3 separate regions of the Homo sapiens genome follow, and all the other regions are linked to region 3. The links are chromatin loops, found by intact Hi-C in ENCODE. Cell type or tissue: endothelial cell of umbilical vein. All regions are shown on one strand. Links, peaks and the distances in the headings refer to the core of each region. The heading gives the core; the rest is flanking DNA. Region 1 overlaps FLT1 (fms related receptor tyrosine kinase 1). Region 2 overlaps FLT1 (fms related receptor tyrosine kinase 1). Region 3 holds the start of LOC124903142 (a long non-coding RNA gene).

What was found. A loop is a pair of places that touch in the nucleus more often than their neighbours do. Peaks named below come from ENCODE experiments on the same cell type or tissue, not always from the same donor. Only the 100,000 strongest peaks of a DNase experiment are listed, where the experiment ranks them.
Region 1: it touches region 3 in a loop (3-fold over the local background); 5 of 110 quality-filtered maps call a loop at or near these places.
Region 2: it touches region 3 in a loop (5-fold over the local background); 8 of 110 quality-filtered maps call a loop at or near these places.

Annotation. Positions count from the first base shown.
Region 1 is chr13:28,461,601-28,472,106 of GRCh38, forward strand. FLT1 (fms related receptor tyrosine kinase 1) reads right to left here. Exons shown (of 30, transcript NM_002019.4): 2 at 5,921-6,017; 3 at 5,303-5,529. Among named protein-coding and RNA genes, the nearest start is that of FLT1, 28 kb to the right of the region's middle. RefSeq lists a silencer at 5,667-5,898. In endothelial cell of umbilical vein, for the core only: no CTCF peak of the experiment used is centred there; DNase peaks (open chromatin) are centred at 2,081, 3,441, 4,761 and 5,611; H3K27ac peaks cover 4,418 bases.
Region 2 is chr13:28,325,512-28,336,017 of GRCh38, forward strand. FLT1 (fms related receptor tyrosine kinase 1) reads right to left here. Exons shown (of 30, transcript NM_002019.4): 18 at 8,514-8,618; 19 at 4,104-4,217; 20 at 1,951-2,039. Among named protein-coding and RNA genes, the nearest start is that of FLT1, 160 kb to the right of the region's middle. RefSeq lists an enhancer at 2,582-3,082. In endothelial cell of umbilical vein, for the core only: no CTCF peak of the experiment used is centred there; DNase peaks (open chromatin) are centred at 4,390 and 8,180; H3K27ac peaks cover 3,951 bases.
Region 3 is chr13:28,525,343-28,535,848 of GRCh38, forward strand. It overlaps LOC124903142 (a long non-coding RNA gene), which reads left to right and starts at 5,998. Exons shown (of 2, transcript XR_007063737.1): 1 at 5,998-6,188. RefSeq lists silencers at 5,730-6,024, 7,087-7,456, 7,507-7,656 and enhancers at 9,202-9,251, 9,262-9,341. In endothelial cell of umbilical vein, for the core only: no CTCF peak of the experiment used is centred there; DNase peaks (open chromatin) are centred at 6,179 and 7,609; H3K4me3 peaks cover 2,155 bases; H3K27ac peaks cover 2,016 bases.

The DNA.
Region 1 (10,506 bases), core at 1,147-9,146, 64 kb before region 3:
AAGACTATCTCAAAAAATAAAAGTAAAAATAAGAATAAAAAAAGAATCCTCAGAATATCTGCACTGGTAGGATTTCTACTTGCTCAAGGTTTCATAGCCAGGTAGAGCCTTTTTTTCCCCCGCTAAACACATTTATATAAAAGCATAATTATTATTCTCTCCCAGAATATCTAAGTTGTTAGAAATTCTACTGCTTTCAGTTATATACCCAATGTGTCCGATAATGTTTCTACCTCAGATTATGCCGCTGTGCAAATCTCATGAGTTTTATGCATATGGGAAAATCAACTGCGGAAAAATTTCTTATAAAAATGCTCCAACCCATTGACTTTAATAGAGCCAAAGAGGAAAATAATCAAGTAAAGAGAAACAGAAGAGAAGAGATGAGTTTCTTTTACAGGGATGAACTAGAAGGGATCCACCCAGCCCCATCATTTTGCTTTTCGATTGTAATTTTTCAAGAGGAGATATTATATTTAAATAGGCCCTAGAAGCTTACGGCTGGTGAGAGAGAGATATAAGCTAACTTCACAGTGTGGGGAGCTCAACACCCTAAGTTTAAGGTCTTGCTAACTAAATTAAAGATACTGACAAGTGTTAACTACTTCAGAGATGCCATTAAAAAACTCGTCTGGTCAGTTTTCTTACTTTACAGTCATAACTCATATATTACAATAATATTTTCAATGAAATCCTCTAACTGTGAGAAAAGGCTGACCTGGAGCCCATTTCCTGTGTACACCAGAGTGTCAGAAAAGAAGTGCAAAAGTGCTCCTTTCTCTCTCCAAGGGGATGAAGTTCACTTAAATGGCCCCAACATTACTGTTCTTCTAGAAATTAATAGAAGAATTGTACTCTATTGTAATTAGGAGGTGCTTTGTAATTTGTTTTTGTTTATGACCTGGTGTTTCGTAGCTATAATTAGATTCAATTCATTTTTAACAAAGCAATTTTTACAAATGCATATCATATTTTCCACTATTATGATTCAAAAGCCATACCAAGGGTATATCCAGAGAGAATGATGATAATGATGGTGCCTTTGCATCAAGGTAATTTAGTGTGGCAAACCTCCACCTGGCTGTGGGACCAAGTGGCCCCTTCCAGGATTCTGAGTGTCACATTGATTCCCCTCTTTCCCTCAGCCACTCAACCTCTGATCACCAAGGCCAACGAATCCCCCAATTCTGTCAACTCTCCTTCCCCACCACGACCAAAGTGAACTCAGGACACCACCTTCCACCTGCTTTGATGCACAGAGCAGGCCCCTATCTGGCCTTCCTGCCTCAGTCTTGCCCCTTCCGACCTCCTCCTGCCACTGAGAATGTGAAGGGAAAACCTGACCACCTTATTCCAGTGCGAGCACTTTCCCATGACTCCCCACAGAGCCCTAATGTGAAGTGAATTCTTGGTCCTTTGCTTGTAAAATGAAGAGAACGATGCTTCATTGGATGGTTGTGAGGATTAAATGGCATCAAGTAAATGAAACCATTTGTTTAAGTGAAAAGAAACAAATGTAAGAAATTATTATATTAGCGGAAATTTAAATTTACTAGATAATTCGGTAATTAAGTAAAGTAGTTAAATATAATTACTTGGGTACTTAAATTGATTTAATACATTATGCTAGAGGTTTGGTGGATTTATACAAGCTGGAATGATAAAGTGCTGATATTGATTTTTCTGTACATTACATATCAGATGTTACATCCTAATCAGTGCTCAGGTGGGAACAGCGCCTGTTACACAGCAGGCAATCAATAATGCCTAAGTAAGAGTTTGTTCATAATTTACATGCTGGGTTTTGTGACATGTAGACAGAGCTATACTCCTGATTCTTTTTCTTAAAACCCTATTAGACTACAAATCTACCTTTTCAAAAGATGTGTTTACATAGGGTTACTCATCCTTAGAGAAAAATAAAATGAAATCCCAATAATCTGCAGATGCTTATTGGGGCTGAAATCCCCCAAACATATTCTAAAGTAAATATTCAACAATAATAAATACATGATAACCAAGTTAATATCTAGCGAGTAATCACAGCTGTATATTAGGAAATGGTTGGAGTTTTATTAATGCCAGAGACAATGCTCTGAGTCATCAGAGATAAGTTTTGTGCTCCTGAACTAAAATAAACCTGTCATGGAAGTGTTCGGTAACAATGGAAGCAGAAGATCAAATTTTCTCAGAAAGAGAGTTAATAAAATAATGAGAGAGAGACATAAAATATTAGACTCCTCGGAAAAGTTATGATTGTTTAATGGATTATATCACAGCTACCTTGGACTTTAATAAGGTGTGATTATGAGACCAATATCACCCTAACAGGAAACAAATAACAAAATAGATGTTACTGTTCATAGTAGTACAGTTACAGGCTCATAGTAACTGTTTCCTAAATATTTGCTGATTAAATTAATTAGCAAACAAGATTCAGAAGGCTCTTCTATGGTTACCATTATTGATTCCAATATCTTTTAGTATCAGTGCTATTTAAAAATAGTGGTCTCATAATATTATCATAACAATTTTTCCACCAAGCTCATATAATATTCGTAGTATATGTATGTATGTATATGTGTGTATTCCATAATAATCTATGAAATACAACGCATTTCACAATCCTTCCTTATCCAAAAACAATCTAAGTGATAGATAATTTCCTAATGTCCAACAAATTATGCAAGTGTTTTATGATATTGGAACTTGTAATTTTCTGCGAATGGTTGTGGACTATTACAGGAAGGCAGACATGATAAATACATGACCTAACGGCCACTGCTCCCCGACAATCCCACAAGAGACATCAATAATCAATCATGGCACTTTTTCCCACTAAGCCTGGAATTTATCCTCAATGTCAATTTTAACATAGTATTCCACAAAGCACCTGTTAATCCATTCATTTATTCATTTAGCAATTATTATGGATTTCCTAATATGTGCAAGGCACTGTACCAGGGAGGCACATTGCAGATAAAAGTAACCAGGACAGACATGGACCGTGCCATCACAGGGCTTAGATTAACAATGGATTTGACACTCAAAGTCATGATTGTTTGCCAGATCTGCTCTGTTGTATAGTTGAAATGGAACTAATTCTAAATAGCAGTGTCTCTCCTTTGTGATAGTAGGGGACTGAGTGGAGAGGCTTGCACTCCCTGGCTTCATAAAGCCATGATGTCTATTGAATAGTTTAGGAGTTAAAGGTGAAAATAGCTGAACACTATTTATTAGAAAAAAAGAGATGGTTTTCTTTTTATTCATTTAAGTGTTCAATTTGCAAGTCAGACTGATAAACCTATAGGAGAAAGTTTTATGAAAATATTAGAATGAATAAATTTTTCTCCCACTCCCCTATAGAGACAGGGGCAGTCTGTGACTCACTGCAGTGTTTTCCTTTCTCCACAGATGTCGGAAAGAACACAATATGCTACGTGGAATTAGAGAAAGAGAACAGATGGCTGAGTACATGGCTTTTTCCACCACTATCAAGCGTGTTGTCTTTCCCCCTCAGCTGCAAAATTACCTCTCTGAAAGTCTCTGCTCTTAATGCTGCACCTTCTCTACCCTTCCTCATTCCTGCCTACCATCCTTTCATCCCTGCTTTAGAAGTGGGCTGACTTCCCCAAGCAAAATTCCCCGGCCTACCTCCCACTCATATGTGGAAGTGAGCTGATTGCATCCCTTGACGGCAAACTGCTTGGATGGTTAGTCCCTTACAGTTATCTACCCCCTGGACAAGCACAAAATGTCAAAACAGAATTTGGAGGATCGGGGACATGAAAGTGGCTCAGTCAAAATCAGGCTGATAGCAGCTACAAAGAGGTTACTGTCAATAACAGGCAACTGTTCTGCTGTCTCCTAAGACTAATCCTGAATTTGGATATGTACATGTTATGCTCAGGGAAAAACACTGTCTAGTTGCCTTATTTCACAAATTAAAAAAAATCTCATGGCCAGGCACGGTAGCTCATGCCTGTAATCCCAACACTTTGGGAGGCCGAGGCAGGTGGATCACCTGAGGTCAGGAGTTCGAGACCAGCCTGACCAACATGGTGAAACCCAGTCTCTACTAAAAATACAAAAATTAGCCAGGAGTGGTGGCAGACGCCTGTAATCCTAGCTACGCAGGAGGCTGAGGCAGGAGTAATCGCTTGCCCCTGGGAGGCAGAAGTTGCAGTGAGCTGCCATTGCACTCCAGCATGGGTGAGAGATCAAGACTCCATCTCAAAAAAACAAACAAACAACAACGAAAAAGAACTGCCTCACTAAAATGTTAGTTCTATTGTACTACCTCCAATGCAAAGACCCAGTTCCTGACCTCACCAGAAGGTAGACCCACAATGTATATTTAGCTATTGATGCTGATGGTTGGTTGTTTTCTTTTGTTTTTTTTAAACCTGATTCTGTGCCTGAAGTGCCTACTAATATTGCTTTGTGTTCTCTACAGCCTTGTTTGTGTGTGTGCGTTTTTTTCTTTAATCCCCTCAAGATTTGAAAATTGGAACTAAACAAGGAAGAAGAAAGTGACAGGCCATTTTTATTATTCTTTCTCAGGGTTCCAATTTTACTGTGAGTTTCTACTTCTTAAAAGATTTTGCATTTCTCCCCTTTGAATGTTACTTCATTTGTTCATTCTCTAAGGAAGGAAGAACAGTATCATAAAAATTATGAATGAATGAAAATGATTTTTTTACGAGTACCATAAAAAATGAATCAAACATGATTCATTTTTGCCCTTTGCCCTTTGCACTGTATCTTGGTCAGTGCCAGTTCTCATGTCATTATAGTAGTTCCTCAGTGAACATGAAATAATACAACATTGTCCATTGGAACCAGTTATATAACACTCGAGATAACAGCAACATTGCGTTTATTAATTTAGTAGAAACAACAGTATTTTACAGTTCCAACATATAAGAGAATGCAGCTGTGTTAAATGACAAAAATCATGTATTCTATTTTGGGCTTCTCAATAACTAAGAAATAGAACTAAAATCCTTTTATTCACTTATTCATCCAACTATGGGCCACATACTGTGCTAGGAGCTGTGGGTACAGAGGTGACCTATACAGACCAGTCTCTCTCTTTGTGGAGCACATAGTGACTAACTGGGCCTTGACAATTCTGGTTAAAATTGACATCCACGAAAGTGTCTACAACTAGGATGGAATCTCTTTCCTAACCCGTTTCTTTCATACTCACTAGGAAAGCAACCTTTCCAATGGATCAGGGTAGATTTATGACTCATTTGCAAAGCAAAAGCAAACAGAATGTAGAAAATGGAAGTCTTACCACTAATAAATATATAGATTGCAGATTCTGTTTCCTTCTTCTTTGAAGTAGGTACAGCTAGATATTTGCAGCTGTAGAAGCCAGTGTGGTTTGCTTGAGCTGTGTTCAAGGTTAAAGTACTGCAGAATTGTTTGCCATTTCTTCCACAGGCAGATTTAGTTATGCTCAGCCTTTCGCTTTCCTTACTCACCATTTCAGGCAAAGACCATTTATGGGCTGCTTCCCCCCTGCAATCACAGATAAGAAAACAAAACATATTTATGGCTGGGCCCTAGGCTCAGCACCAGTTCCTCAGCATTCATTTTATTAGGAAGCGGAGGTCCTCTCTTAAGTGTAGTCATCTTCCTCTTTACGGGAAAGCAACACATTCAGAAAAGCTGTAGAACAATACTCAGAATAAAGATGCAGAACTATTTGGGCATCCCTTCCCCCATTTCCCTGAGTGAGTAATGCTCTCCCTTCCCCATGAATCCCCTTTCATGGGAAGCTGGATGCCTATGGTTTGCACTTTGCAGATCACAGGAGATCACTGAGGTCCCTACCTTTTTACTCTGCCAGGGAATGATTTTGCCTTAGGCATGGCAACTAGATTATTCCCAAACCAACACAGCCACTTACCTGCATTGGAGATGCAGTGTCTGGCCTGCTTGCATGATGTGCTGGGTGCCTTTTAAACTCAGTTCAGGATCTTTTAATTTTGAACCTGAACTAGATCCTGAAAAACAAATTTTTAAAATGTATTATTTGTAAATTGTCTTCTTACCTTTTTTTAAGTTATCTTTCCATGAAGGTGAGTTTTTCATTTTTAATTTATTTACATCTTTAATTTACTTGTATCTTTAATTTATAAGCAAAAGATACACTAATACAAATTTCTCTTAATTCACAAATTTTTTCTAGCTCTACCCTTGCTCATAAATATTATATATCCTTTTATACCAAATGACCTAAATAACATCCAAAAGCCTATTTATGTAGAATGGTAATGGATTCATATAGGTTCAATGAAATTATATTAAAATATATAACTAGTTATAATATTCAAATATGCAATAACTTAGTAAAAACTCTCAAGAATAAATGTCAGTGTCATCCAAAATATATTTTCAATACTGAACTTTTTCCAGTGTGGGTCATCTAGTCCTATAGGCCTGTCTCATCTTTTTTTCTGAATAAAAAGTACAGAAATTTTCCTGGGCTCTGAATTTCATGCAATCATTAGTTGAGCAATGATATTTTTGGCCAATCATTTCCCTTTCTGAACCAGTTTCCTCATTTGGAAAACTAATTATAGAATCAAAATCAGTTTTAGAAGACATTTGGTTTGTCTTACGTAATCTATGAGTTCCCTCTACAATGGTACAGTCAAAAGGGAACTGTTCACACGCTTACGTGACATTCGACAAACATCTCGGAGGATTGTTGTGAGGCAATAAAGTGAGGTGGTGAAAGTGCTTTAAAATCTACACATCTCCATATGATGCAATAATGACATCCATTTTAGTGACTAGCTGTATCACCCTAGACAAGTCATCTCTCTTTCCAGATCTCAGTTATCTTATCTGTAAAAAAGAGATTGGACTAGACGACCTTGAAATCTCTGACCTTCCATTTCTCACAGTCCCAGCCTGATATAGCTTGGATGCTGACCCTCCAATTCTGATGGTGAATTGTAATCCTCAATGTTGGAGGTGGGGCCTGATGGGAGGTGTTTGGGTCGTGGGGGTGGATCCCTCATGCATGGCATGGTGCTGTTGTTTAGATCTGATTATCTGAAAGTGTGTGGCACCTCCCCCCTTCTCTTGTTCCTGCTGCCACCATGTGATACACCTGCTCCTGTTTTGCCTTTGACATGAGTAAGGGCTCCCTGAGGCCTCACTGGAAGGCAAGCAGATGCTAGCACCATGCTTGTACAGCCTGGAGAACTGTGAGTCAATTATACCTCTTAATAAATTACCAAGCCTCAGATATTTCTTTACAGCAATGTAAGAACAGCCTAACAGACAGCCTCATGATTTTTTGAACCATAGGTGCTACAGAGGCTGAGCCTCCCTTGAAGCTATTACTGACCAATCAGAATACTATCACTAAGGATCTCTCTCGCCTCCTTCCTCCCCTCATCCCTCAGTCTCTCTTCTCCTTCTCCCTCTTCTTCACCAGCCTCCTCCTCCTCCCCTCTTCCCAGGCAGCTGCAATGCCTCCGAAAGGCAGGGAATGAGGGGCCCAGGATTAGCGTTCCTTAGGCGGGAATAGAAGTTAGCAGGAGAGAGGAAAGAAATTCTTGGAGGGAGGAAAACTTAGTATTTGGCACCAATCTCAGGGTATAGTTTTCTTTAAAAAATCAGTTTAAACAGTGGAAGCAAAGGTAGAAGCTCTAAGTGAATGGTCATGGAGGGTTTACCATTAGGTCACAGATCTGTGAGATGATGTGTGTGTCAAATACCCTGGTTATGCCCAGCAGTCCTCTCCAGCGTTTCTCTTGGATTTGACTATCTCAAAAACTGGATTCAGTTAGAAGATCTGCGTTTGAGGCTTAGCTTTTCCACCTACTGACTGCATGACCTTGGCATCACTTAATTGGCTGCTCCTCAGGCTCCTCGTGAGTGGAACTGGAAAGCCTACGAGCCACCTCACAGGCAGGGTGTGTGCATTCGGTGCTGTGCTGTGGAAGAGGCTGGCTTGCTGCCTGGCACGTGGCAGATGCCCACTATCACCAACATCTAGGGGAATCACTTCCCCTCCCCCTGCTTCTGTCAGAATATTTTGCTGGGTATATAATTTCAAAGATACTAAATTAACATATGCTTTTCTGGTATTGCTGATGATATAAATTAATATCTTTTAAATTTTTATTTTATTTTATTTTTGAGACAGAGTTTCACTTTGTTTCCCAGGCTGGAGTGCCTTGGTGCGATCTTGACTCACTCTGCAACCTCTGCCTGCCAGGTTCAAGCGATTCTCGTGCCTCAGCCTCCTGAGTAGCTGGGACTACAGGTGCGCATCATCAGCGTGGCTAATTTTTTGTATTTTTAGTAGAGATGGGGTTTCGTCATGTTTGCCAGGCTGGTCTTGAACTCCTGACCTCAGGTGATCCACCTGCCTCGGCCTCCCAAAGTGTTGAGATTAGAGGCATGAGCCCAGCCTAAATTAATATATTAAAAGTAATTTTTACAGACAGTAGATCCCGGTATCAAAGTACTCCTAAATAAAATGGCTGAATATTAACTAAATTAAAATCCCTGTTTCATATGGATCCCATTGGTCTATCAAACAACCTCCTAGATCAAGTCAACCCCTTCAGGTACCTAGGAATGTATTTTAACTCATACTTATCTTTATGAGTTTCTTGAGGCAACATGTGGCCCAAAATCAGGGATCTGTGGAAACGCCAGACTTTTCTAAAGCCACAGCCAGCAATGGATAACACCTGCCCTGAGAAACTTCCATGCCAGAATAGTTTCTGCCCTTCTTTATGGCATGGAACTCTGGGGATTTAATTGAGCAATTGTTCATGTGCTGGAAAAGATCCATCGAAGCTTCCTGTGGAAACTTCTGGCATTACTTGTAGTTATCTCTGTGGTCTGTCTGGAGATGCTGAGCGCTCCCGTCCAGGAAAAGAAGCAGTTCCCCTGTTTGTGACATCCCACTGCCTACATCTTGGTTTCCAGACCACATGAATCTTTCTTTATCAGCAACTTAGAACACCAGTACTCCTGACCCTCATCAGAGGAAACCGCTAACTTCAAAGAACCACCCAAAGCCCAGCTGAGAGAAGTGCTATTTATTTATTTATTTACTTATTTTTGAGATGGAGTTTTGCTCTTGTCGCCCAGGCTGGAGTGCAATGGCACAATCTCAGCTCACTGCAGCCTCCGCCTCCTGGGTTCAAGCGATTCTCCTGCCTCAGCCTTCCAAGTAGCTGTGATTACAGGCGCCTGCCACCACACCCAGCTAATTTTTATATTTTTAGTAGAGACGGGGTTTTGCCATGTTGGCCAGGTTGGTCTCAAACTCCTGACCTCAGGTGATCCGCCCACCTCGGCTTCCCAAAGTGCTAGGATTACAGACGTGAGCCACCGCGCCGCGCAAGAAGTGCTATTTAGAGAAGATCTCTTAGACAGTGTGCCCTCTACTTGTTCGTGTCCACACTCCCCATGCTGTCCCCCAACCAGAAGACAACATAACTGAGTGGTTAAAAGACACTGACAAAAATGGGGTTATTCTAAAAAAAAGCGTTGCCACATAATTTGTCTCCAGTAACATCAGTGTATTTTGCACCTGGAATGAGGAAGCTAGATAAAAAACAGTTAACCAAAACACAGGTAAACAGAAGTATAAGGAACAAATTTCCAAGTAACTGGTGACTTTGAGTGCATCACTATCCTTCAGTTAATAGGAAACTAGAATCTCATAAAGGTTATTGGAGGTGTCAAGATTATAGTTTAACAGGAAAACGAATAAGAAAAAGGGAAAGTGAAAATATTTATTTCTTGAATGTTTTGAATTCACATTATTAGGCCTTAACACATTTCTTTGAGGCAGTTTCATGTCCATGTACCTATCTGAGTAACAAAGATTCAACATTTGTTTTAGCATCTACTGCATGCTAGACACTTGCCCATCTTATTAGTGATTTATATAAAGATAGATGTGTATGTACGTACCCATAAACACATGCATAGTCATAGCATGGGGAAGTCAGCTTGATCGTCTCAGTAGCTCAGAGTCATGTTGCCCATTTACATAACAAACCTACAGGCTATTTCATTTTCAAGGGTGGAGTGCTATAATTTAGCAATGAATCTCAGATGCAGATGAGAACTTTCTAATGCTTCACATGGCAGCCTAGAAATCTGATTTAAAAGAATGATTTTTGTCCTCCCAATAAATGATCTTGTCCCTTCTGTGAACTACTGTTTTCATCAAAGTCAATTACAATATAATCATAAGAGGCATACAGATCTCCTTACATCACGAAAACATTTAAATAAAATAAAACAAAAAAACTCAACATAGAGCATGAAAATGGGCTTTATCCCATGCTACTTTGTTAGAAAAACTGTTAAGGTCAAGCAGTGTAGGCTAATAGCATTAAAAAACCAACATGTGAACGTGGACTTATTTGAACACTGACACTTTGTATTGATCTTATCTGAGTCTTTTCTTCATTGTTTTTCTGTTCTGTATTATCTGGCAGGTGGAAC
Region 2 (10,506 bases), core at 874-8,873, 200 kb before region 3:
GTTTCAAGATTCTAATTATTAGGCCGGGCACGGTGGCTCACACCTGTAATCCCAGCACTTTGTGAGGCCGAGGCAGGCGGATCACCTGAGGTCAGGAGTTTGACCAGCCTGGCCAACATGGTGAAACTCCGTCTCTACCAAAATATTCAAAAATTAGCTGGGCGTTGTGGCGGGCTCCTGTAATCCCAGCTACTTGGGAGGGTAGAGGCAGGAGGATCACTTGAACCCAGGAAACGGAGGTTGCAGTGAGCTGAGATCACACCACTGCACTCCAGCCTGACTGACAGAGAGAGAAACTCTGTCTCAAAAAAAAAAAAAAAAAAAAAAGGTTCTTATTATTAGAGGACCTGACTTAAACCTGGGGAAAATGATGTTCTTGCATATATTGCCGGTCCGGTAGAACATCTCTGTCTTTAATTAGATCAAAGTTTGAGGGATGAGAAAATTGGCCAGCTGTCCAGTGGTTCTTATTTGTGTGTGAAGATTCTTGCCCACATTATAAAGATGGGCATCATTCTTGGATTTCAGACATTTTATCCACCATGTAGATCAGTGGTACGAAGTTGGACTCACCCAATTTTTCTATCTTAGTAGGTCAATGATGTTGATGATGATGATGACAGTGGTGGTGACAGTGATGATTAACATTTATTGAATGTTTGACTGAGAGATTTTTATTCTCTCAACAATCCCATCAGCTGGATTCTATTATAAGCTTCATTTAATAAACGAGGGAACTGAAACAGACAGGTTGAGTAATTTGCATTCCCAGATTTCATGAGAAGTAGAGACAGGATTTGAATCCAGGAAGTCTGATTCCAGAGTCTCAATGTTTAACCACCACACTACATGGGTTCATCACCAGTGTTGCTGATTACTGGTTAATAATGTTGAATCACTGTCCCCTGGACTTCTTCAGCTCAGAGAAGGACACAGTATTGGTGCCATATGTCACACTGGCAAAGTTTTAGTAAATTATTTCTCCTCCATTCAATAATCTCTCTCTCTCTTTTTTTTTTTTTTTTTTTTTTTGAGACGGAGTCTCACTCTGTTGCCCAGGCTGGAGTGTAGTGGCTTGATCTCGGCTCACTGCAACCTCAGCCTCCCAGGCTCAAGCGATTCTCCTGCCTCAGCCTCCCTAGTAGCTGGGATTACAGGCGCGGGCCACCACGCCTGGCTAATTTTTGTATTTTTAGTAGAGACGGGTTTTCACCATGCTGGCCAGGCTGGTTTCGAACTCCTGACCTCACAAGATCCACCTGCCTCAGCCCCCAAAGTTCTGGGATTACAGGCGTAAGCCACCGTGCCTGGCCCAATAATCTCTTTTAAACCTTGTTTGCCCTTAGGTCTTGGGTCCACATGTTCCTTTTACTACACAGCTTTTATTTAATAAGGCTGGTTCAGAGTATATGTAGGGATGACATGGGTAGTGAGGGTGTCAGGAAGTAGGGGAAAGGGCAGTGGAAAAGAAAGATAATGATTTTTGGCCCTGGCCACATCATTGGTCTACTGCTGATTGTCAAGTCACTCAGTTGATTTAGCCTTAGTCAAAATCTAACCTAATAAATGGAGACAATTATATTAACTATTATCTTCCTTAAAGAAATAAGTGACTTGTGTATGTATGTTTGCGTGTATGTACACATGCACACATATATAGGGGGAGAAAGAGAGAAAGTTATTGTTAGATATTTAGATAAGTGGCTAGTAGATTTACTCTCCAATTATGGCTGCATACGCACACAGGGATCAAATGATTCTCTGTGCTATCCACACTAGAGTGTAACAGATTATCAGGGGAAAAAACATGAAAAAAGGAGAAGAAGCAGAGATTGAGTTTTAAGTTTAATCATTAACAACACAATACAGGTTTCTCTTGCTTTATGTTGTTACAGACTAAATGAAAACTCATTGCTATCTTTAAAAACCTCCAACTTTTGAAATCCTTACCTTGTTGAGAAAAAATAAGTCACGTTTGCTCTTGAGGTAGTTGGAGAGATTTCCATATTTGCAGTATTCAACAATCACCATCAGAGGCCCTGCAGCCAAAACAGCACATGCTCATGCTCAGCCACACCAAGCCAGTCAGCCATTTGCCAGCCTTCAGCCTGCCTGAGAAACCTCAAACCAACCAGCCTTTGTATTAGTGGGGCGAAGGGATGCGATTTAGGGATGAGAGGCCCATGAATACGGTGACTTTTTCAGTTTAACCTAAGAAGGGGTTTAAAGAATACAATTGAAATACAAAAAAAAAAAAAAAAAAAAGGAGGTGAGGGGCAGTGCAGAAGCATTAGAGAGAAAAGATTGGAAGAAGGACAGAAATACGTTTGAGGAGGGGAGAGGCAAAAGCCAGCCTCCCTGCCTCTTAACCAGACCCTTGCGAGTAGAGCGGCTTCTGGTTACTGTCACACCAGTCCTGGAACTATTAAGCAGCTCCTCCCTCCCTACCACGACAGAGACGGCTACCTGGCCGTCTCTCGCCAGCAGTGTCTGCGCGATTTGCCTTGGGGCTTGCCAGAGGATCTACAGTAGGAATCGGCAAACTCTTCTTGTAAAGGTCCAGCTAGTAAGCATTTTAGGCTTTGCAGATCAAGGAGCTACTACTCAATTCTGCCTTTGTAGCCTGGAAACAACCAAACAAGTATGACTGTGCTCCAAGAAAACTATGAACACAGAGATTGGAATTTCATACAATTTCATATCATGAAATATTATTTTTATTTTTTATTTTTTCCCCCAACTTTAAAAAGGTCAAACCATTTTAAGCTCACAGGCTGACCTTGGTTTGCCAACCCGACCCCGGTCTGAAGGAAGCAAGAGGGTTGGGAAGGAAGTCCAGCTGCACTCTGAAGGCCTCCTCTCTCCTGCCCTGCGTTTCCACTGCATGCCTGGGCTGGGCATGCAGCCCACAAAGCAAGGACCACTTCTGGGTCAAAGGGGAGTGACCCCGGAGCTGCTTCACCAGCCGCTGCCCAGGGCATGCCGGGAGCCCAGAAGCCACTAGTTCTTTTTTGTGCCTTGCAGAAGTTGGGCTGGTCCTGGTGGAGTGGTTTTCTCTTAGTACGAGGAACACGCTAGAAATCCTAACAGCATCTCATCTTCCCCCTAGGTTCCAGAACGGGAAGTTGCTTCCAGAGTTTTTTATGTCCCCTCTACGGCGGCAGATGCCGCAGAGTTCGGCTCCCGCATGGGGTCCAGCCACCGTCCTCAGAGGGGCTTCCATGCTGGCGCCCAGCTGCACGGAGCTGACGGCCGCACATGAGGGTAAGCTGTCTCATTATACCTGATCAGTTTTACAGATGCAAAGTTGAGGCAAACAGAATGAGGTTGCCACGACAGAGAACTTCATAAAACGTTATCCGGGGATGATGGAGAAGCAGGCGGGGCCGTGTCGAGGTCCCTCCGACTGTTTCTGGCCTCCCCAGCCTTTAGCTCCTCTCTAACCACCTCCGCCCCTAGCAGATTGTCTTCCCCAGCTACCCTTCATCTCTGCTACCTCTGTTGAGAGCTGGGGAAAACATTGGCTTGCACAGCTCTTTGCACCTTGCTGGCTCAAACAATGATCACACATCTACTCTGCCCTAACCCTGCCATACGGAAAGAAAGGTCTGCGACAACATGCTGGAGCTCTTAATCATAAAGCACAGCTCTGTCCCTACCCCCTTGGGTAAGGTCTATCTGCATGGTGGATCTGGAGGGAAGGGCCCCCACATCACCTCCTCCTGGGACCCTACCAGTAGTGATTCATTCATTCCTTTAGGTGAAGCCTCAAGGAATATGCAACCTTCTACCTTTTACCTTGGCTCTGGCCACACTCCTTCAGACCCATCCTGAGAGAAAAGTGCCCTCTGCTTAGCCTAGAGCCTGTGGAAGGAGATCAAAAAGGGAGTCCTCTTCAGAATCTTTAAATTAACGGCACAGGGAAGGGATTTATGGGAGCACCCTTCTGTAGATGCACAAGCTGTTTCTTCTAGAGCTATTAGGGAGGCCGTTTTCCTGGAGGCGAGGAAGCACAGTGCGGGGGAGAAGGAGCTGTAAGGCAGAGAACTGTTCTCCCAGCCTGTGCAGGGGGAGACGGAGCCGGCCCTCCCCTTCTCCATTACCTCCTTGCTTGGTGCAGGCTCCCAGCAGGTTAACCACGTTCAGATGGTGGCCAATGTGGGTCAAGATTTTTAGCTCAGTCATCAGAGCTTTGTACTCGCTGGCCGTGGCCCCCTCTGTGTGAGAAGCAAGGAAGAGTCAGGGCGACAGGACAATGGGGCTCCTTCCGCCGGAGGCGGCATTCTTGCCCTCCTTGTTTGTCAATGCTCAGCCGGTTGCTTCACTAACTTCCCCACATTCTGCAGAAAGGCCAAGTCTCCAGACTGTTTTCATTACTCCCACCCTCCTGAGCCAACATCCTTTTGATTACAGTAAGGCCCAGCACAGTAGTGGGGTTAGTCACTGGACATTTCCTCTTGGTGGACCTAGTTCTCTTCAGCAATGCGCTGACTCAGAGCTGGGCACCTCGTGAAAGTGCCTTCCAAAGGCTTCCCTTCTGTCAGAACCAGGTGCAGCAAGAACCCACCAGGCAGGGAGTACACCTCCACGTCCCCTCTTCTCACCTTCTCCCTTTGGGGAGTCACAGAGAAGGAGCACAAGGGGCCTGCCAGGGCAGAATGGCTACTGTTGTAAACATCTTTGCAATGTGTTATTTTCTCCCTGTAACCCTGTCCTCTCTGGAGTTCACAGGGTTATCTTGGGTTGTGAGGATCCATAGCATCTGACTTCAACTTCAGTCTCAGAGATAAGCATTATCAGTCCAAGAATTAGCAGAGTCTAAAGCCTAAATTGAGTTTGTTCTGTTTGTTCTTATTAGTTAATATGCAAGGCATTTAAAAATTTTAAATTATTTTTAGAAATATAAAAATCAAATAATCTTTCTGTAAAATATTTCAACAATATGAGTTGGAATAAAATGTTCTAGATAAAAAGCAAAAGCCACTCCGACCCACTTGCCTTCTTAGAAGCAGCCATGGTTAATAGTTTGGTGTTCAGACCTTTTTCTATGCATTTATAAATATTCAATCAGAGGTCCTATATATATATATATATATCATATATATATGATATATATGACTATATATAGTCTATTTAAAAAATCTATTTCCCCCCTTTTAATAAATCAGAGACTTTTTCTCTTCTTTTTATTTCTTTTTATTTTTTATTTTTATTTTTTTTGAGACAGAGTCTCCCTCTGTCGCCCAGGCTGGCGTGCATTGGTGCGATCTCGGCTCCCTGCAACCTCCACCTCCTGGGTTCAAGCGATTCTCATGCCTCAGCCTCCCGAGTAGCTGGGATTACAGGTGTGTGCCACAATGCTTGGCTAATTTTTGTATTTTTAGTAGAGACAGGGTTTCACCATGCTCCTGACTTGAGGTGATCCACCTGCCTTGGCCTCCCAAACTGCTGGGATTACAGGCGTGAGCCACCACACCCAGCAGGTTAACCACGTTAATGGTGGCCAGTGTGAGCCCATTCTTTTTAATTGATTAATGGTGTCCCTGACATTTAGAGTGTCTATAGTCTTTTTGCTATTACAAATAATACTGTGATAGTCTGTGTGTAATCTCTGTGCACACATGCAAGTGTTTCTGTAGGACAGTGTCCTGGAAGTGGGTTAGAGGTATGTGCATTTAACATTGTGGTAGATACCAACATGGTATTTCATAAGCACAAATCATTTTTAATAATAACTAGATAAACTCCAAATCCTGTGCATGGGGTTAGGGCTGGCTCACAGTAGATGCTCAACAAATATTTTGGAATAAATAAACACAATTACTCTTCTCATTTCAGGCATGGGTGTAAGGCCCAAAAAGATTAATATTTTTGCTCAAGGACACTTTGAAAGAGCTTTTGACTTATGGCCTTTGTTTCACTTTATGCTTTTGTTTTGAGACGGAGTCTCGCTCTGTCACCCAGGCTGGAGTGCAGTGGCGTGATCTTAGCTTACTGCAACCTCCAACTCCTGGGTTCAAGCGATTCTCCTGCCTCAGCCTCTCAAGTAGCTGGGACTACAGGTGCCCACCACCACGCCCGGCTAATTTTTGTATTTTTTATTAGAGATGGGATTTTGCCATATTGGCCAGGCCGGTCTCGAACGCCTGACCTCATGATCTGCCGGCCTCGGCCTCCCAAAGTGCTGGATTACAGGCATGAGCCATCACGCCGGGCCATGCCTTTTTTCTATCTCCCAGAATCAGATGGCCAATTAATTTAAGCAAGAAAGCTGAATGAAATTTTTTAAAGGAATTTTATAGAGTGGATGATTTGGCAGTCTTTTACAATCAATGCTGATGGCTAAAAAAAAAAAATAGGCATTTATGAAGACACTACACATGCAATCTGTATTACATAGAAGAGATTCTCTGAGCCTTTTAAAAAAATCTCAGCTGGGTGCAGTGGCTCACGCCTGTAATCCCAGCACTTTGGGAGGCTGAGACAGGAGGATTGCTTGAGCCCAGGAGTTTGAGACCAGCCTGGGCAAGATGGCGATACTGTCTCTACAAAAAAAAATTTTTTGAATTAGCTAGGTGTGATGGTGTGAGCCTCTAGTCCCAGCTATTTGAGAGGCTGAGGTGGAAGGACTGCTTGAGCCTGAGAGGCAGAGGCTGCAGTGAACTATGATCATGCTACTGCACTCCAGCCTGGGCGACAGAGTAAAACCCTGTCTCTTAGAAGAAAAAAAAATCTCAAGTCAGAATCTTCTTTCAAACTCATTCATCTCCCTATAACCCTTTCCTCTTTGGAGGAAAAAAACCAGGTGCTGGTTCAGCTTGCTGTATTTATAGGCAGGGCCACAGGTATTATCTTGGACCCACAACAGACTAGTGTGGATATCAGAGCTGCCTCTCCTAGAGGACAATGTGTGGCAGCAAGCAGAGAAACGGGACTAGCTGAGGAAACAGTTGCTTCCAGATTTAGTTTCCACCTATCTCTAGGTTGGATACTGGATTGCCTCCATAAACTAGGCCAGGATCATCTTCAGGGTTTTGGAGCAGTGTGCCAATTCCAGGAGGCCAGGTCTCTGCAGCCCCTCTTTTGTGGCACACTGGTATGGAGGAAAGAGCACTGCATTCAAAGCTGGAAGACTTTCGCACACAAACCCTTACTTACGCTGAGCAGCTGTGTGGCCTTGCAGAGGCTATTTAACCTTTCTTGGCCATGTTTCCTCATCTGCAAACTGAGGATAATAATGTCTACCTCACAAAGCTGTTGAGAGGAAATAAGAAAAATGGCTGTTTTGTGTGGTTCAGCCTAATAAGTGAAAGTATCTAGTCTGGTGCTTTCTTACATAGAAGACATGTTGATGCCTCTTCTCTTCAGAATCTGGGGTTCTTGCAGGGAGGGTGCTAGCATGCCTCTATTTTGACAGAAATACCTGCCTTCGTCTGGGAAGTCTACCCCAAACAAAAGTTCTGACTTGTGGATACCAAACTCCTTCCCAGACTACTTTCAGAGCAGAATTGGCAGGTTCTTTGCAGAGTTTTATTAGTTTTTTCTTGAGGAGTAAACCTTTTGAAGTTGAAAATATATTTACATGGGGCTTTTGAAATAATGGAGTTATTGCTAGAAGATTAAGAACTTTGACGTCTCCCTAAGCAAACAACCCTTTCTCCTGGAGCCTGTACTAGGTACCCGTGTAGTTGGACTCACAGCTTGCTGGGCTTCAAAATTTCCCAGCAGTATCCTGGAGACTTTGGAAAGTTAAAAGCTGCTTTTTGAGTTTTCAGTTCTGTTGAGTTGAAGCATCATAAAATTCCATTACAGATGAGGAAATGAAGTATTTTCTACACTGTAAAGGACCTGTGAGTCTTTGAGACATGTGGTTTACACAGCTTTCACTGATTTTCATTTTCAATCTGTCTTTGGTGTTGGGCATAAGTCACTGTGTGATTTGGTTCTACCTCCCAGTGCTTCACAGAGTAGTAGTATCTTTCAACACTAGAAAGATAATTCAGGTTTTTAAACTGCTAAAGAGGAAATGTTTTATGGCTGAGGTAGTTAGTATAAAATAGTTTAGAGTTCTGATCAACTCAATTGTTCTAGCTTTATAGTTTTACTTTATAGTCAGGTCAAGCCCAAGCAAAGCCATTGGGATTTAGAATGTGCTGCTAAGTTTCCATTACAACATCACAGTAGATCATGCCAAAATCTGAACCTGCAGTTACAATGGGCTTAAGTCCCTTGTTGTCTACAGTCTGTGATGTGAGATGAGAAAGACCTTTGAGGTGACAGAGATCATTTTCCTATGGACAGTGCTGGATTGTTCCATTTACAAGGTTTCTTCTGAGCTCGTGCTGGCCTAATCTAAAACTCGTGAGCAAAGAGGCCTCTAGCAGTAGAAGAAAATTATGTGTCCAGAGCAGAAAAGCTTGTGTCTGTTCCCAGGCTATATCTAACTTGTACCAACATTTAGGAAATGCAAAATGGTGATGGGTCAGTTGAAAGCCAAACTACAGCATACATACCTTTCAGCATTTTCACAGCCACAGTCCGGCACGTAGGTGATTTCTTAATGCCAAATGCTGATGCTTGAACCACTTTTCCAAAAGCCCCTCTTCCAAGTGATTTGCCTGTAATGAAGAGAAGACACTGGTTTGTTTGCCGAGGCAATAGGGTGAGTTTAAGTCTTTTTCAGGAAGGAAATGCCTTTTCCTATGTGTGCATGTGAGGCATGGAATCTCCAGTGAACTAACCCTAAAAGAGACAAAGTAAGGGACTTATTTCTGGAGTCTCTTCCTTTCAACTCTTAACTCTGTTCCTGAGGCCCCACATCCTTCAAAGATAGAGTAAGTCCCTAGAAGGCATTCAGTGAAGGTAGATGTCCAGTTTCCTTTCCACAGCGTTCTCCCGTAGGAGAGATGGGACCAAGTCCCGTGTAGTTTCTTCCATTGTTTAATAACATTATGACCAAGAAGACTTCCCTGTGTGGAACCTAAGCTCTTTTTCTTTTTCCATTTACAGTCATTTTTCTCTCATCTGTTTTCAGCAAAAAGGGAGAAATAGAAAATGGTGGTTACTACTGTGGATTATAATAATGCTCATAACTTTAAAATAATCACTAAGTCATTTATCCGACTTCCCTACCAGGCAAAATATTTCCAGTCTTTCTAATGTGTCTTAGGTGAAGATTACAAATCCTCGTGGTTCAGCACAGGAGCCTGGTCAACCACTGGTAGTGATTTGTTTCAACCCCAGAGAGGTAGTTGCTAAATGCAATAACTAAGCAAGGTTCCTTTCATGGTCCCCATAATGCTATGCTATAATGACTGTTAATATGTTTCTTTCCCTATCCTAGAATGACCCAGGGAGTCCTTGCCCCCCTTTACTCTGGGGGGCAAGGACCATGTCTGAATCTTCCCAGAACCTAACTTGGTGCCTGGTGCTATCTGTTATTACTGAATATTGCTGCAGAATGGAGAGTGGTGTTCAGGAATGTGTGGGTTGCCCAAAGCAAGTCTCCTAGTCATAGGTAACTAGAGGGGCCCATGGGATGGAGACCCTGAGATTGATGCCCTTTAGGGAGGGCACTCCCTGGAGTACCTAAGCTGCCTTTTATATCAGGGAACCTCCTTTTGCACATCAGGAAACAGCTCAATAGAACCCAGAGAAATGGTGCACCTCCAGCATGATATACCCAAAGAAGAGTAAGTGAAGTAAGTCAGTCTTTTTTTGGCTTTTCTTGGGGGAAGGGGAAATGACAGAATACCACTGGTTGGTTAAAACTATTATAAATCCTGGCAGTTAGAGTGTTAATTTAACACAACCCCTCCTTTCCCAACCAAGTGCTCTTTCTTAGACCCGTCTGATAATGTGCCTTCAGTTAATGAACCTTCTTTCCTCCCTTCCTTCCTCATTACTCCACTCCCTTTCCCCAAAGGGCATTTTTAAAAAATTTTCTTGTAGTTTGTAATGAAGCTTTGCTTCTTCCTCATCATATTAGAACCTTTCTACTTTTATGCCCAACTACTCAGTGACAAAAATGTCTTTACCTTGCTCTGCTTAATGTCTTCTACTACCCACCACCCCAGGTGTCCAGTTAGGATGTATGAAAATTTCACTTATACCAGTGTCATCATTAGGGCCTCTGTGTGGCTGTCTGCAGGGACATGCTCTGCATTCAGAGAGAACACTGGGGAGACGACACGTTTCTCTTTTTGTGAAACATGCTCCCGTAGTGATTACTAAATGACATTCCTCCCAGAGCATGCAACACGGGCAGAGCTACAGCCTCTGCTTCCTTCTTCGCATAAAATTGTTGAAGAAATAGACCAGGATGGGGACCCTCGATTTGAAATAAAAGAGCCTCCAGTGGATCCTGAAAGTGCTACATCTGAAAATCCGGTGTGGGAACAGCGCTGGCAGATGCCTTCTCTATACTAGTAAAAACTGGTGCATTTTGGTTGGAGGTTTATTCCTTGCTTTATTTGGGATAAAGTATCAATGTTTTTCTTCCACAAT
Region 3 (10,506 bases), core at 1,269-9,268:
TATCAGATATCTGAACATGAACTCTAGTATCAAATAGCAAATCGTTAAAAAACATGGCCAAAATATAAAATCTTCTGATTGGCAAGAAGACAACTGTGGTTTCCATGTTGCTGCCTGCATGTGCTGTTTCTCCCTCTTTGTTCAGGGCCATTGGGAGGCATAATGCACTGAATGTCTATGTCTCCCCCAAAATTCATATGTTCAAACCCTAATCTCAATGTGATGGTAGTAAGAGGAGGCACCTTTGGGGGATAATTAGGGCATGAGGGTGGAGCTCTCACGTATAGGACTGTGCATTTGTAAGAAGTGGCCAGAGAGCTCCCTTGCTGTCTTTTCTCCTGGTGAGGACATACCCAGGAGGCAGTCATCTGCAAGCCAGGAAGAGAGCCCTTAGCAGAACCTGACCATGCTGACCCCCTGATCTGAGACATCCACCTCTGCAACTGTGAGAAATAAATATTTGTTGTTTAATCCTTAGCCTATGGTGTTTAGTCTATGGTGTTTTTTTATAGAAGCCCAAGCGGACTAAGACAGGATGGAAACAAAGAGGGCAAGAGAGAGACAAGGAAGCCATATATATGTGTGTGTGTATATATATATAGCTCCCGCTACACTGGTGGAGGACAGCCTTTCTGTTATAATGTTCCAGAGCTTATACAGAGGAGAGTCTGGTGGAGAATGATGCAGGACTGAAAACCAAAGCCAAGAGGGGTTTGAGATGTGTGAGAAAGGTGTTTTCAACTCAAATATATACATGGAAACAGAGACTGAAAACAGCTACAGATTGGTGACAAGGTAACTGAATTGTATTTATTACTATATCTTTTCCAGATGTTTTATTTAATTAAATCATGTTTTAAGTAATTAAATCAGTATAAACTAATTTACAGACCCTAAACTAATTAGGACAGGGTAGAGCTATTCAGAAGTTTAAACAAAATATTATAAGACATTGCCAGTAGGAAGTCAACATATTGCTCTTTAATATTCAAGTTTAAGATGGGCATGGTGGCACAGGCCTTGTAATCCCAGCTATTTGGGTGGCTGAGGCAGGAGAATCACTTGAACCCGGGAGGCGGAGGTTGCAGTGAGCCGAGATCAGGCCAGTGTGCTCCAGCCTGGGAGACAGAGTGAGACTCCTGTTTCAAAAAAAGAAAAAAATACAAAATACAAAAATTAGCCGGGCGTGGTGGCACGTGCCTGTAATCCCAGTTATTTAAGAGGCTGTGGTGGGAGGATCACTTGAACTCAGGAGGCAGAGACTGCAGTGAGTCAAGATCACACCACTGCATTCCAGCCTGGGCAACAGAGTGAGACCCTGGCTAAAAAAATAAAATAAAATAAAATAATAAAAATTAAAAAAATTCACATTTAAGATTTTTAAAGAATGTTTACTACATTGGATTTCTATATTAAGAACTTTATTGGCTGGGTGCGGTGGCTCACATCTATAATCCCAGCACTTCTCGAGGCCAAGGCAGGGGGATCACTTGAGGTCAACTGTTCAAGATCAGCCTAGCCAACATGGTGAAACCCCACGTCTACTAAAAATACAAAAATTAGTTGGGTGTGGTGGCATGTGCCCGTAATCCCAGCTATTCAAGAGGCTGTGGTGGGAGGATCACTTGAACCCGGGAGGCAGAGGTTGCAGTGAGCTGAGATCTTACCACTGCATTCCAGAGTGAGACCTTGCCTAAAAAAAAAAAAAAAAATTCATGTTTAAGATTTTTAAAGAATGTTGTTTACTACATTGAGTTTCTATATTAAGAACATCATTGGCCCAGCGTGGTGGCTCATGCCTGTAATCTCAACATTTTGGGAGGTGGAGGTGGGTGGATCGCTTGAACCTAGGAGTTCGAGACCAGCCTGGCGCAACCTCATCTCTACTAAAAATACAAAAAATTAGCCGGGAGGGGTGGCGCGTGCCTGTAGTCACAGCTACTCAGGAGGCTGAGGTGGGCAGATCTCTTGAGCCCAGGAAGTTGGGGCTGCAGTGAGCCCAGATCACAACACTGCACTCCAGCCCGGGAAATGACAGTGAGACCCTGCCTCAAAAATAAATAAATAAATAAATAAATAAATGAGAAGAACTTCATCTTTTATAAGTGTAATTTATTAAAGGCATGCTATAGTCTTGGACTCAGTGATTTTTACTTACGGGAGAATCTAGGCATTGAAAAATCTAAGGTACTACTGCTCACCTGCTTCCAATGTGGCAGCTTGCTTAAACTGTGAGCAGGATTCCAGGAGGAAACAAACTGACTGGAATCTAGCCTTGCAGACCCAAACCTGCAAGGCGATCGCAAACAAACCCGCAAGGCCATCGCAAACATCCCTAGGTATTTCAAACCTCATTAGGATTCACATGTTTCTTTTTTTTAAGGTGCCATAACTAGGACTCTCTATTGATTTTTTTTTTTTTAACGTAGATCTACCTTTGTTCAGAGAGATTTTTGAGCTTGCCACTGGGTCCCAGGGGGGAAGTGGTCAGACCGTTGCAAAAGCAGCAGCAAGTGAAAAAGAGGAAGGCCCCAGCAAAGGAGCGGAACAGAGGCCGGGAGAGGCGACCCTGCCGACGATGCTCATGTCAGAGGGGCGTCCACAGTTGATCATAATCTTTTCAAGTCCAGGAAATTAATCAGCAATGGGAAAAGGAGTCTAAGATGAATAAAAGGATGTCCGACAATGTGGGCAGAACAGCATGCTAAGAAATCTGGGTGGGCATATTCCATAGGAAAGTGTAATAGTAGGCAGGAGGCAGCTGTGGGGCTAGCAACCAGTCCCCAGCCTCAGGATGAAAGATCTAGAAAAAGGGACCTGGCAAAGGCCCTAGAAGAAGATCACTGGGCAGGAAACCAGGACCAGATCTGAGGTCTAGGAATAGAGCGGGGAAATGGGGAGGGAGGAGGACACCTCAAGTAGCAAGGGATAGTTTGTCGTTAAGTCCTCGAACTGATTTATTTCATATAGACCTCTATTGACAAGGAACAGCTTTCCTGATAGTTTCAGCAATGCGTGGGAAAATAAAAGGTCCATAGTAACCTACACAAGGTAAACCAACATGAATAGCCCACCAGAAGGCAAGGTGAAGGCGAGCTGAAACCATTCTTCAGGTGCTAGATGCTGAGGAGCCTTGGAGACCTCCTAGCTGAAGGTTATCAAAGAAACACAACTCAATAAGCCTCTGCCTTGTTAAGTTTAAGTTCTGCTAATCTTTTTGTGAGAAGACTGTGGGGACTAACCTGCCTCTGTGCTGGCAGCGATAAAGTGAATTGGAAATGCCAGTAGGGTGTGTGGACAGATGGAGACAGGCATCTGGAGCTGCTGGGGACAGACAGCTATTTCTGTTGAAGAGAACAAAAGATGCAAAGAGTCCCTTTTCCCCACTCCCCTCCAACTCTGAGCATTTCTTCTCTGAAACGTTTTCTTTTCTTTCTCATTCATAGAATATAAACTATGTTCAGAAAAAAAATAAGAGTTGATGATAGGGGAAGTTCACTCCTGAATATCTTCCTCCACTATTCATTGGTTTGGGATTGCAACCTGCCTTTGCCCATTGCTGTCATTCTTCAGAGGTAGATGTTTGCAAAAATGTCCAGAGCAGCTGGACCTCAAATCTAAAATTGCTGTAGTAGAAGACTCTCCTCCACTGATCCCTTGAAGCACATCCATGGAATGCCATTGGAAAACTGCCACTGGAGGGCATTAGACATCATTTAATTTGCTCCATGATGACTTTTGACCTCTGAATTCATTTCACATGGATGACCAGGCTAGTCCCATCGTCACCCTCAGACACTTATTTGTCTATTTCTAGGGGCAGAAAACAGTGCAAGCCTTGCAGATATAAGGCGATCCTTTAAGGGGCTCGCAATCTAGTTGGGACACATATATAAAAAGATAACAACTACAGTAGGTTCCAATCAAAGTAGCACATTATATGTAAAAGCCACAGCAACACAGCTCTCAGGGGCAGCAAGCATTTTGCAAAAACAGAGAGAACTCTCCCAAGAAGGTGAACTCACAATATCACAGGGTCTTATACACTCTGCTGCCCTAACTCTCACTTCATCTTGGCTAAGCATAGGAGTGAACTACATTTTTCATTATTAAAGATATGTATTAAACAATTAGGATATGCCCAATTTATACTATTTAGGGATTGTTCCACTTCGTTTTCCCCAAATCTATTTCTACAGACCAGGAGCTATAATTTTTTCCCCTAAGCTTATAAATAAAATAACGCCGGGTGCGGTTGCTCATGCCTGTAATCCCAGCACTTTGGGAGGCTGAGGTGGGCGGATTACCTGAGGTCAGGAGTTCGAGACCAGCCTGACCAACATGGAGAAACCCCATCTGTACTAAAAATATAAAATTAGCCGGGTGTGGTGGCGCATGCCTGTAATCCCAGCTACTGGGGAGGCTGAGGCAGGATAATTGCTTGAACCCAGAAGGTGGAGGTTGCGATGAGCAGAGATGGTGCCATTGCACTCCAGCCTGGGCAACAAGAGCTAAACTCCATTTCAATAAATAAATAAATATAAATAACATGATTACATGTAAACAAAAAATAGAATATGATCATTTATTCATTCATTCATCCGTTCAAGAAGCACTAAGTGGCCTTGGCTTTTACTGCTGGCTTGACTCAGCTCTGTTGGGCAAAGGGCAGAGGACTAAGCAACTGGGAGTGAAGCAATTAGAGGATGATTTTCACATTATAAAGAGTCCCAGAGGGTTCCTTTTAGTGTGCTTCCCCAGGGGATTTAAATATTTAAATATTGTTATACAGATCCTTAAGTCTTGCAGCTGGGGAAGATGGGAAGGACAGCTGAGGGTGGTCAGGCAAAAAGCAAAGATTTAAATCTGAAGGGTCAGAGGCCACTGCTAAGAACTGATCTCTAATTCCAATACTAGTTATGCCCTACCAATATATAGCTTAGAAAGTCCGCAAAGCACTTCTTCGACCTTCTCTCTTTTGGTAGTCATGATGATAAACTCTAAACTTGAAGGTTTAAAATGTGATGGGAAGTAACATTTTCCAAAATTGAAATCACACAAAATGTTTGAAGAGTTTGTCTGTGGCAAAAAGAGATTAACGAGAAGGACAGCGTATCTATGACAGATTTCACACATAGCTTCCATTTTCTTTCTCATCGAGGGTGGGGTGGGGAGCGTGGGATGGTGGTGGTATTGCAGTTACTAAACACATATTGTATGTGTGTAGCATGTTTGTGTGTACACACATGTGGTACATATAAAACAGTGTGCATGTCATATATACATGCAAATTCTGTGTGTATGCTCAACAGTCAGATGATAGTGTTCCCAGCGTGCAAACGGGAACAAGATATGGTGGTAGGGGTGTCCAGGAGAGGCAAGAATGTCTACATATTTCATATACATTTATAGCGATACAGAACCTACTATGTGAAATGCCCAGGCCTCTAAGCCCAGAAAATGCAGAAACAAAATAGACCTTTCCCTGCCTCTCCGAGTTTGCAATCTAGTGCTCTTCCACTAGAGCACCCAGGACACTATATGCAGCAATTCAGGGCAGAATGATACCAATACCAAAATAGAAGTACTTAGTGGAATAGGAGAATATTAACTAGTAGTTTTGTGGGGCCAAATGTTGTTCAGACTTGTAAATGTGAGGACGACCTAGACAAGTCAGCCCATTGCCCAAGCTTGGCATGCTCTGAGCAGACAGCTAGCAGCTGCAGAGGTAGGGGTTTCTGGGCAGTCGGGAGCCCCTTCTGCCAAGTTCCCCTTCCCAACAGATCGAGAGCTCGGAGGCTTGGCACGGTCGGTCCCGATGGCCCCAGCGGGAGGGTCACGGTTGAGACAGCAGCCCCATCTCATTGTTTAAGGCCGGGGCTTCCTCTTTTGGCGGAGCGGGAGCGGGAGCGGGAGCTGAGCGGGAAGGGGACGGACGCCGCGGGAGCCTTCGGGATGTCTATTGCTGCCGCTCCCTCCCCTCGCCGGGAGCTTGGGTTTCCCGGGGTGTGTGCGGATTCTCAATAAAAAGGGAAAAGCACGATCCAAGTTAATTTTCCAGCGCCGACAGGAAATGCTGTTTCCTGCATCGTACAACGCTGGTGCCAACAAGACTGACACAGGAGCCCATTGTCCCGCGAACAATGTGGCGATGGGGAAGGACGCCTGAGAAAACAGACCCCGGCCCCGTGAGCGCGTTTGTTTGATCCTTCCCCATAGGGTTGTGTGAGGTGTGTGTCTGTGTGGGTGGGTGTATTTGTGCATGTGTGGTGTACGTCTGTGTGTGAGATTGTGTGTTGGGGGTGTGTGTATATGTGTGGTGTGTGTGGGAGTGTGTCTATGTGTGTCTCCGTAGTATGTGTATCTGTGTGGGTAGGTATGTGCATGTGTGGTGTGTGTGTGTGGAGAGTGTGTATGTGTGTGTGTCTCTGTGGTGTGTGTGTCTGTGTGTGTCTGCATGTGTGTCTCTGTAGTGTGTTTGTGTCTGTGTGAGTAGGTGTGTTTGTGCATGAGTGGTGTGTGTGTGGTGTGTGTGCGTGTGTGTATGAGTGCGTGAGTGTATGAGTGCGTGAGTGTGAAAGTGTGTGTGTGTGTGTGTGAGGCTGAATAGGCTGGTAAAGGCAGGGCACTGTCCCTTCCTGCCCTGCCTCTGCTCCCCTGGCGGGCTCCCAAAGTGGCAAAAGAGACCTAGCTGTCTAAAACGTTCAAAAGAAAAAAGAGAAAGAAAAAGAAAGGGGGAAACGGGGGAAAAGAAAAGCATGGAACAGAAGAGGAAATTTTTTAAAAGAAAGGAGAAGGGAAAGGGAAAAGAAAATAAAATCTCCCCAAAGTCTCCCCAGAGGCTCGTTTCGAACCCGCAGCTAGCCAAGGGCAAATGCATACTCGAAAGTGCCACGCCTCTCGTCCACCCTGCGCCGCGTCCAGTCCACCCCCTTCATCCCGCGCCCCATGTCCACCCGCCCGCTGTCCACCCTGCGCCCCATGTCCATGCGCCCCCTGTCCACCCGCTCACTGTCCAACCCGCGCCCCATGTCCACCCGCCTGCTGCCCACCCCGCGCCCCCAGTGCACCCGCCCAGCCCCGAGCGCCCGCGGAGCCGAGTGGAGAGCAGCGGCCGCAGCGCGGCGCCAGGCTCGGGCTGGGCTGGCCGGCGCGAACCCCCGGGGGCGTCTGGGCGGCCAGGCCGGGTGGCGGCTGCGCACGTAGGAGTACCCCCTGAGCCCAGCCGCTCGGCCGGCCTGACCCGCGGGTGACCGGATACGAGTAACGCGTGCGCCCCGATCTGTGCCCTGCGCGGGGTCGGGCGGGGACCGGCCGGGGGCGCCGCGCGCCCGGTCGGGTTGACTGTCGGGGGCGATTTCCGCGGGGCAAGGCGGGGGCGCGGGAGCAGCGCGCAGCTGCGGGGCCATTCCACCTGAGCGCCCTGAGGTCAGGGCCGGGGCCTGAGGACACGGCGCTGGGCTCCGGGGGACGCGGGTTCACGCCGGCGCCCGAGCGCCACCTCCCCGCCCTCCGCCGGCTCACGTAGTCCCGGGGTTCGGTACGTGAAGTGCCGGCGCGAGGCTGCTCAGGCCACCGCATGGGCCGGGCGATAAACAATCGCACAGGATACACAACACCCTGGACTGTCACAAGCCCCTCGCAGGAAAAGATAAATAACATCTGAGGCGCTGCGGCGCGGCTTCCCCGGGCTGAACAAAAACTAGGAGGTGGGGGGCGGTGGGGCGAAGTAAACAACAGAACCGAAGAATTGCCGCACGGAGCCTGGGCCGGCGGAGAAAATCAGATGCAGTCTCCTTCCCTTTGGTGACTATCCGTGGGGGTTTCTCCCGGTGGAAATGAGCGACACACACACCACACCACACACTACGTTCAAACTTTGTCCTTGAAAGCGATAGGCAGCTGCCTCTCTGGGTAAGAGGCGCATTTCCCCAGCACTGCAGGAAACCTTTTGGAGACCAAGTGGCTTTTCTGGACGAGGAGGCTGCAGAATTTTCCGAGGATACAACTTTTTCCCAAAGGTTTGCTCCTTGGGATTAGAGCAGGCAGCGACCCAAACCACCCTTACACCCGTGGTTTCATGTCAATTTCTAATATAAAGGAAATCTCTACCCCTGTTTAAAAAGAAGGGGAGGAGCACCAAAATCCAAACCAGAGAACTACAGATACTCCATGGGCACAATAAAATGTCTGTTAACAATACATACGGGCTGTAGTGGTTCACGCTTGTAATCCCATGCTTTAGAAGGCAGAGGCAAGAGGATCGCTTGAGGCCAGGAGTTTGAGACCAGCCTGGGCAACACAGCAAGACCCCATCTCCACACAAAAAAATTAAAAATTAGCGGAGCGTGGTGGCACATGCCTGTAGTTCCTGCTAGTCTGGAGGCTGAGGTGGGAGGACTGCTTGAGCCCAGGAATTCGAGGCTGCAGTGAGCTATGGTCGTGCCACTGCACTCCAGTCTGGGCAACAGAGTGAGACCCTGTCTCTTAGAGAAGAACCAAAAACCTACAGGGTTTTTACCTGGTAGCCCTTGATTTCTCCCACCTGGATTTGGAGTGACCAAAGCAGTCCTTTGCCTTCTGTGAACTGGTTGGGCCCAGCAGGACTGGCCTTTGTGATTCACCCCTGTCTTACTTTGTAGACTCAGCTAGTTTTCAGGCTGCTGGTCTCCACTGCCCAAACAGGATCACTTAAGAAGTTCAGCTTCACACCTGTCTTTCTCACAGTCTCTTGAGCACTGCCCAAACTGCACTACATGAGATTTATAACTTACATTAAGGCTTAGGCACCCCCCACATCAATTTCCCCTGCATAGGGTATATGCTTTACTTACACACATTATTAATCTGTTCATGTGAGCTGGGCCACTCCAGGAGCTCATACTAGTCTGTCTTTTCAATAATCTTTAGCTGTATGTGAATTAGTTTATGTAATGTTCCTTGATTAGTGAAAGCAGGGGTTCAGAATGGGGGGATGCGGTGAGAGTGTGGGGGAACTTCTTACTCAATACAATTCATAGCAGGCTGATATTCTCATTTCTCTTGGATGCTCTGACCCCTAGCTCAGTAGTGATATATAGAGTGTCTAGATTTCTAGATGTTACTCAAGCTTTCTCATGCCCGCCACGCGGTGTGAGACATCTGGGTTGGGTGCTGGAACAAGTTGGTGGCGGGTTTTGATGGCAGCAGCCAGCTGTCTGGTGTGGCCACTGCCATCACACAGGCCACTGCAGGGAGGGCACAGGGAGGAGGCAAGCAGCACCCCCACCACTTCCCCCACAACCCGCTGCCCTGGGGGCTGCACGATGATGCTTGGCCAGGTTGTATGCCAGGCAAGGGGAAGCTCCAGACGCCTCTGAGTGCCGGGGCCACAGGGGGAGCTTGCAGCAATGGATACATTGACCTTGCCATAGATGCCAGCCAAGACCCAGCGAGGACCTGTAGCCCCTGCCCTAGGCTGTGAGGGAGAGCGATTGGGTGCTGTGCTCCACAGAGCCAGCAGGAGCCAGGGACAAGCGGGAGCCATGCTCCTTCCAAGTTGGGAGGGCAGGAGCTCTGCAGATGCAACTGTGTCTGCCCAAGCTGCTGCTGCAACACGGGCACCCCTGTGCTCTTGGGAGCCTGGAGTAGGCAGGAGCCCCGCCCTCCTGGGCTGGGCTGCAGCCGCCCAAGTTGTGGCTTTGGATCTGGGCCTCCAGCTCCACAGAGCAGGTAGGAGCCCCAGCCACCTCCCCATCCCAACCCAACCCCCCCATCCCACTAGCCACCCCCAACAGCTGCAGCTGCCAAAACCAGGGCTGCAGACCCAGGCATTCCTGCACTCTTGGGGATCCTGGGAAGCCCTGCCCTGTTGCCCTTGCAGGCTCAGAGGAGTCCACTCCCATTGCCTGGTCTCTCCCTGCTCTGATCTCAGAGTTGGGGCCAAGCCCTGACACTGTCACTGCCTGGCAGGGTGTGCACACGCTGGGGGCAATGCTGACGTGCCAGCCCCCTGCTTCCTTGGCCCCCTCTGGACTTTGGGAATGGAGGAGCTCGGGAGGAGAAGCTGAGGGGGACTGAGGGCAGCTGGGTGCCAACCTGCAGGTGCCCTTTGGTGCCAGCAGCCTGGGTACCATGGCTGGCCGTGGGAGGCAGACAGGCTCCTGGGCAGAAGGGAGCAACTCCCCAGTGAAGCTCCACCTTCAGGCCAGGGCAGTCCTGAAGCCTGGGGTCAGGGCTGCCAGTCCTGTGGACTGGAGGGAAAACTGATGGTGTTTTTTCCTGGGCCTGTCCATGGCTGCCCATGGACCAATCAGCACGCAGTTCCCCCCTCTGAGGCCCATGAAAGCCCCAGAGTCAGCCAGAGCAGGGCAGAGGACAGAGAGGATGGAGAGACATGGCCGGGATGACCAGCTGCAGAGAGGACCTACATCTCTGCTGATAGCTGGAGATGAAGGACAACCAGCTGCAGAAAGGAGCAATCACTCTCCAGGGCCTCCTTTCTGCTGAGAGCAGCAGATGTGAGGA